2 separate regions of the Homo sapiens genome follow, and region 1 is linked to region 2. Evidence: chromatin contacts called from ENCODE Hi-C or POLR2A ChIA-PET data. All regions are on one chromosome and are shown on one strand. The core of a region is the stretch at or near the end of the contact, and the rest is flanking DNA. Distances in the headings are between cores, read along the strand shown.

Region 1 (3,510 bases), core at 663-3,162, 88 kb before region 2:
TCAGCCTCCCGAGTAGCTGGGACTACAGGCATGTGCCACCACGCCCAGCTAATTTTTGTATTTTTAGTGGAGATATGGTTGCGCCATGTTGCCCATGCTGGTCTCGAACTCCTGGCCTCAAATGATCTGCCCACCTTGGCCTCCCAAAGTGCTGGGATTACAGGCGTGAGCCACTGCACCCGGCCTGAATAATAGCTTTGAAATATAAATTAGGCCAGTCTGAGTTAGAAAGTTATTATTTATAATAGGACACTTTGTCTAAGATTATTCCAAAATCATTCTTAGGTCACAAGTTATTCCACATAGCAGCCAAAGTGAAGCTCACGTGACCCCCTGCTCTAAAGCGACCTGCTTCTTGTTCCACCTGGATGGTAAATAGAGGCAGGTCCTCACTGCAGACCACCACACCCTGCATAACAGCCCTGGCCACCCTTTCCTCCCATGTCTCTGATGTGCTCCCCTCCTTCACCCCCTTCCAGTCTCCTGGTTTCTCTGCTGCTCCTCCCACCTCCTGCACCTGCGCCAACTGTTCTATCTGCTTGCAAGGTGTTCCTCGAGTCTTCCTAAAGCTTATTCCCTCACTTAACGCCTGCCTCCTACAGACGCCATCTCTTCAGAGATGCTCCTACCTCACCCCTGTCTAAAATGGCCTCACCCCTGTCATTTTCTGTCTCTTAATCTGCATTAATTTTCTTCAGTGCAACTTAAGTTTTCATTCTCTGTCTTTCCTACTAGAATGTAAGCTCCACGAGGGAAGGGGCCTTGTTTGTCATGTTCACTCCTGTACCCAACTACCTTAACAGTGCTAGGCATACAGTGGGTACTTGGAAATATAAACTAAGAACATGCAATCTCACCTCAGCCACAAATATGAGAGAAATAATAGCCTATTGTATACAACCCAACTAGCCAGGTGCAGGCTCCATCCTCAAGAAATGGTCCTGCTGCACTCTTTCCTGCTCCTCACATAGGATGAACAGGAGGGCCGAGTGGCCAGGAGCTAGATGCTTGAATTGGAAACCTGGTCCTGCTATCTAACAGAAAGTTATTTAACCCTCTGTTCTTCATTTGTAAAGTGGGGATAATAAGAGCACCCACCCAAGAAGGCTGCTGTGATGATAAAACGGGATAACACTACAAGGTGCTTAGAACAGTGCCAGGCACTCAAGATCACATAATAAATACTGAAGGAATTATTATTATTTCATTTTCTGAATTCCAATCTCAAAAAAAACAAAATAAACAATTTTAAAAGTCACACTGTCATGTGGAACTGATCCACTTTAAGTGGTGAGAGGTTTCTTCCTGGTCAACTTTCACCTTGGAGGGATTAAACCAAAGTGTGAAATTCATCATAATGGTCACCAAGGCTAAGAAAACAATTTTTTTTAAACAAGGAGAGGTTTATAAACCATTTTTATATAACATAAAATTTGTTCGAATATAAATGGAAAGTAGTGAGATGTTTTACTTCACTTAAATTTTATAATACGAGTTCTATATTTAGAACTTTAAAAATTCTAGCCTTTTTTTGAATGAAAATACTTCCCTATTCCAACTCATGAACTGAAAGAGAAAAAGAAACTGTACAAAACCCGAGGTCTGAAAATAAAAGGGCTAACCTCACCAACATGTTGCCATCCAAACAGGGGAGGGTTTTGTTTTAAACTAAATTTAGGTATAAAATTAAAGCCCAGACCCAGTAGGATTTGGACTGCCACATGACATCCACTACCCTTGCGTGGGTAAAAATGAAAGGCAAACGTCTGACTTAGACCAAACAGCAGCAGTCAAAATGGATGAAACTAAAGCAGCTGAAGCAAAGACAAAGACAGGCACTGGATGAAGTAAGCTTCCATGGAAACAGAGGGGTGACAGTTGGTCAAGGCTGGCTGAGGGCATAACTCAAGGCCTCTGCCGCTGAGCATCGGTGGTGCAGCTGCCTTCACTCAGCACCCCTTCCTTCCTCTGCTCCCTCTAGTCGAGGCAGGAAAACAAACGCTAAGCTGGCTTGTCACTCATTTCCCACTGTGCTCCAGTTAAACATGTATATTCACAGATCCCTTCCAGGGTCCCCTCTGTGTCCACCCTGCCCTCCAAACAAACCTTCAGTTTCCTAGACCAAGCTCAAAACCTGCTTTCTGTCTCAAGAAGCAGGTCATCATTGCTTCTCTAGCTAGTCCAACTGACCTCTTCCTCCAATCAACCTTCAAGTGCAAGGCTGCATCCAGGTCCCTACCCAACACTTTATCTTACTGAAATCTTTTCAAAGAGTGACCAGAGACCAATCAGGATAGAGAGGGGTCAGGGCATCACATCCTATGAAGAAGAGTGGGGCTATTTAACCACAGGGGAAGACTAGAAGGGCACACAGTGGCTCTCAAATTATTAATGAACTGTCACAGGAAAGAAGGAAGATCTCTTCTAGCCTAGATTTGAGGCAGATACGATGAAGGGCTTTCTAGTTACTTATCAGTTCAGGGCAGGAACTGCCTTCTTCTCAATTCTCCAGGCTATTAGCCACCGGATTTCTGAAACAGTAGTTGGGGTTTAAGTTGGGGTCCAGAGCTTGGCACCGAAAAGGCAGCATGGCACAAGAGCAAAACTGTCTTTGGAACCAGAAAGATTGGAGTTCAAATCCCAGTTCAGTTACTACATGTTGTGGCATCTTGAACTAAATTCTTAACCTTTCTTGACAGTTTGTTCACCTGAAAAAAAAAAGGTGGTTTATAAGACTGATCTTGCTGGGATGCTATAAAGATTAGAAAGCGTACTTATAATGGACCTGGCACATTGACGCAGTTAACAGAACAAGCTGCTGATAGTGTTAAATGGTGTGGGAGGCAGAGATACTAGCTAAAAATTGCATATTGCTTACTGTGTGTGAAACACTGTTCTAAGCCCTTTAACATGTTATTTCCCATCCTGGCTAACATGGTGAAACCTTGTTTCTACTAAAGATACAAAAAAATTAGCCGGGCATGGTGGCATGTGCCTGTAGTCCCAGCTACTTGGGAGGCTGAGGCAGGAGAATTGCTTGAACCCAGGAGGCGGAGGTTGCAGTGAGCCAAGATAGTGCCACTGCACTCCAGTGTGGGTAACAGAATGAGACTCTGTCTAAAAAAAAAGAAAGAAAAAGAAAAGAAAAGAAAAGAAAAACGTGTTATTTCATCTCTTCCTCGTGACAACCCAATTGTCTCCATTTTACAGATGAGGAAACTGAGGCTCAGAGTTAAGAGTGTGGCAAAGTCTCAGTGTGGCAGAGAAAGAAAAGTTGAGGGTTGAGGTTGACAGACCTCAAATTGTCAACCCTTTCACCTGCTGGCTGTGAGAACTGGGCAAGTTACTTCACTTTTCCGAGCCTGTTTTCCCAGCAATAAAATAGAAAGACCAACCCCTCTACCTCAGACAGTTCAGAGGAAATTTAATGAAACAGCCGATTTAACTTTCCTGAACATAGTTTTCCTCCCTGAACAGGGCAACAGAATGAACTGGATGTATTCAATGATA
Region 2 (3,414 bases), core at 880-3,379:
CTTCCAACTCTTCACGCTGACAGGAGTTTCTACGAGGCAGTGTTTGTCAGTAGTATTATTAAAAAAGGAACCAGGCCAGATTAGTGACTCACACCTGTAATCACAACACTTTGAGACGCCAAGGTGAGAGGATTGCTTGAGGCCAGGAGTTCAAGACCAGCCTGGGCAACATAGTGAAATCCTATCTCTACCAAAAGAATTTAAAAATTAGCCAGGCATAGTGGCATGCTCCTGCAGTCCCAGCTACTCAGGAGGCTGAGGCGGGAGTATCACTTGAGCCTAGGAGTTCCAGGTTACAGTAAGCTATGATCACACCACTGTATTCCAGCCTGGGTGACAGAGTAAGATCCTGTCACCAAAAACAAACAAACAAACAGGTATATAGCACTGGTTGATGATTTCTTCAATCTCCACACTCTGTTTATTTTTATTAGAGCACAACAAAGGTAATTTTGTTCAAGCCTACTACTTTAGGTTTAGGCTTGAACTGACTGCCAAGGGACACAGTTTACCTTTCTTGCCCAAAAATGTGGTGGCCCCAGTAATATTGCCTTCTTGGGTTGCTGGTTAATCCTCGCACAGGCTGAAACTGGAGATCATATTATATCAATGGTCTCGTTCTCTCAGGATCTCACAGATCGATTTCTAAATTTTGTTTTCCAAATTGGTGGTCCATTAGAAGCACCCAGGATTCCATCATTACACCTTCCTTTAGTCACCCAATTTGGGACTTAGCTCCATTTAACATCTACACGCTTTGATGTATTTTGGTCCTGGGCTCCATCTTATAGCACTCTTATAGAAAAACGCTTTCTTAAATCCTAGAAACAGCTTTGTTGGGTAGGTGTTTTCGTATCATCTCAGTTTAGAGATGTTGCAAAACCCAAACATTCTGACTACAGAATCCATATTCTTAACCACTACACCAGATTGCCTCCTCCAAAGAGGGTTTCAGACAACTCAGTTTCTTTATTTTTTAGATAAAGAACCCATAAAGGGAAGCGTGGCACACAGAGCATAAACAGAGGTCATGGACACCCCAACCTCCATGATATGAGACCTGAGGATCTAACTGGATCTTTTTGGAACCTCTTTGGTCAGCCATTAAATTGAGGCAACCACAGAATTCATCTTCTAAGATGACAGTAGGTGTGACCACAGAGCTTAGCTGGATTGACAAGTCTTGATGAAGGAGAGAATTTGTGGGCAGTGCCTTCAAACTTAGTTCCAAGTGCCTTAAGGAAGATCCTCTGGGGAGCTGGATCTCATATGTTCTTCTGCACCCCTCCTCCACCGCTCCCCCCCACACACACACACTCATCTTCTTTGTAAAAGACTTCTTTAAAACAACATAGAGTATCTTATCTACTCCACATGACAGAGGATGTTTTTATAGCAGCCAACACAAATGCCTAGATCATTTTTATCTAGGTCCTATTTATCTATCTAGGTCCTCAAGTTCCAGCTCACATCCCATCTGTCTGGAAACTAACAGCATTTCCATTGCAAAAAGTTACAATTGCATCTGCCCCACATGGGGGAATAAACCACACCTCTAGGATGCAGAGCTAGGAGACCACACACATCAGCCTTTACACAAGAATCTCAAGCTTTTCAACTGTAGTGTCCTATGACTATTCTCTTTTCTCAGAATGACACAAGTGGAGAGAATGCAAACAAACTACCAGAAATCTGGAGCATCATAAAAGAATCCATGTCACCCTTGATAGGAACAATTCTGTATTGGAATTAATTTTGCTGAATGAACCACAGGTTCCTGAAAACAAATGTGCTGCCGTTCTTACTTTAGGGTCCTGAAAATGTCACAGAATAACATGCTTTTTCTACCTCAGCTTTTGCTTTGCTTAAACTGTTTTGAAGTATACTAAATATGGCATTTAAAAGGGCAAAAAATATGAACCCAACAGTTTTTAGGCCTCCCTTATAAAGAAACAGTCCTTGTTTTTAAACTTTTCAAGTTTCTTAAATTTGCTTCTTTGCTGTCTGCTTTTAAAAATTCCAGACAGTAATTCTAATCACAGAAGTCTTTGTGAAACTACATTTCTGTAATTTTTTTTTTAACTCAAGTAATGTTATTGGAAGGAAGCAGAAAACCACAGTGCCCAAACAGAAGTGACTAATGCTAGCAGCAAGTGCTGTAATAAATAAGGCCCCGAGAGCAAGAGACCGCTGCACCACAGTAGCTTGTTGTATATTCCCATGGTCAGGACTATTTGGAGACCAGCAACCAGATTTTCCAGAGCTCTTGATGTGTTAATCAAGGTAACCAGGTGCAACTCCTTTCACTAGCAATCTTTTGCTAAAGATGATAGAAAGAAAAAATACAGGAAGAGCAAAAATCTAAAGAGAGGAAGAAGTCCAAATAAAACATTCACTCAGAAGACAGAAATCATACTAATATGGTCTATGCCCAGTTATATTACAGATCAGTTTTTAAATAACTACATATGTTTTAATGTCTGATGTAATGCATTACAGGTGTTCTCAAAGTTGTACATGGACGATGGACCAGTGACCTAACATTAAACTTTGAATTTCTCTACTACTGTTTCAACATGTTGTTGGCACAATTTCCGAATTAGTTACGTGGTTTTTCTTTGCCACCATAAGGATGTCTGCTCTGGGACCCAAAGAGTCAAAATGCCTTAATCAATCATTGAACTTTCCTTATCTTTATTTCAACTCTCACTCACTCACCTTTATCTAAAAAATATTTTGGTAGAGATTATGAATCCATATCCCACACCCTCCTCCTGCACAACCTATCTGCTTCTGCTCACTGCATGCCCCCCAGTCTTATGACATGATTGGTAATAACTATTTTTTTATTATGATAAATTTGATCACCTCAAAATCAGCAAGAGGCTTGTTTTAACCCAGACTTATGAGTTGTTTCTCTGACAATGACATTTCAGGTATAACCTTAAAGCAAATTTGGGATGTTGTTATTATTCTCCCAGGTGCAATGATCTTTTCTATCAAGTTGTTGTTATTTGAAAGATACACTTTGTTTTCAAAAACCATGAAAATATGAATGACCAATTGTCAAAGTAATTTATTAGAGACATTAAATTTATACCAATAATATAATACAAATAACATATAACAATGATAATTATCTTTTTGTACTTACAACCAAACCATATTTTCCCAGAAAGAAAGAAAGGAAGGAAGGAAGGAAGGAAGGAAGGAAGGAAGGAAGGAAGGAAGGAAGGAAGAAAGAAAGAAAGAAAGAAAGAAAGAAAGAAAGAAAGAAAAAGAAAGCAAGCAAGTGAGCGTGCGTCCAGGCGCAGTGGCTCACGCCTGTAATCCCAACATTTTGAGAGGCTGAGCTGGGCAGATCTCTTGAGCTCAGGAGTTCAAGACCAGCCTGGACAACATGGCGAAAACCAA

Evidence for each region. Hi-C counts contacts between places; a loop is a spot of excess contacts on that map. ChIA-PET counts read pairs that join two places held with the same protein, here RNA polymerase II (POLR2A). Pooled maps may share reads with other maps.
Region 1: a loop to region 2 is called in a map of endothelial cell of hepatic sinusoid, with 3 times the contacts of the local background. The contact joins two enhancer-like sites. A Hi-C loop is called at or near these places in 2 of 168 maps with a recorded cell type or tissue (endothelial cell of hepatic sinusoid and endothelial cell of umbilical vein) and 4 of 50 pooled maps. POLR2A ChIA-PET finds 5 or more read pairs at or near these places in 2 of 52 experiments (AG04450 and BJ).

What each region holds. Positions count from the first base shown.
Region 1 is chr3:149,531,050-149,534,559 of GRCh38, forward strand. The region is part of intron 4 of WWTR1 (WW domain containing transcription regulator 1); the gene reads right to left. Among named protein-coding and RNA genes, the nearest start is that of TM4SF4, 58 kb to the left of the region's middle. Within about 2 kb of position 1,913, at least 3 of the 41 ENCODE cell types and tissues checked have a DNase peak (open chromatin) inside an H3K27ac peak, as active enhancers do; they include endothelial cell of umbilical vein, where a contact is called at or near this core.
Region 2 is chr3:149,619,267-149,622,680 of GRCh38, forward strand. All of the region lies in intron 2 of WWTR1 (WW domain containing transcription regulator 1), which reads right to left. Among named protein-coding and RNA genes, the nearest start is that of WWTR1-IT1, 31 kb to the right of the region's middle. Within about 2 kb of position 2,130, at least 5 of the 41 ENCODE cell types and tissues checked have a DNase peak (open chromatin) inside an H3K27ac peak, as active enhancers do; they include endothelial cell of umbilical vein, where a contact is called at or near this core.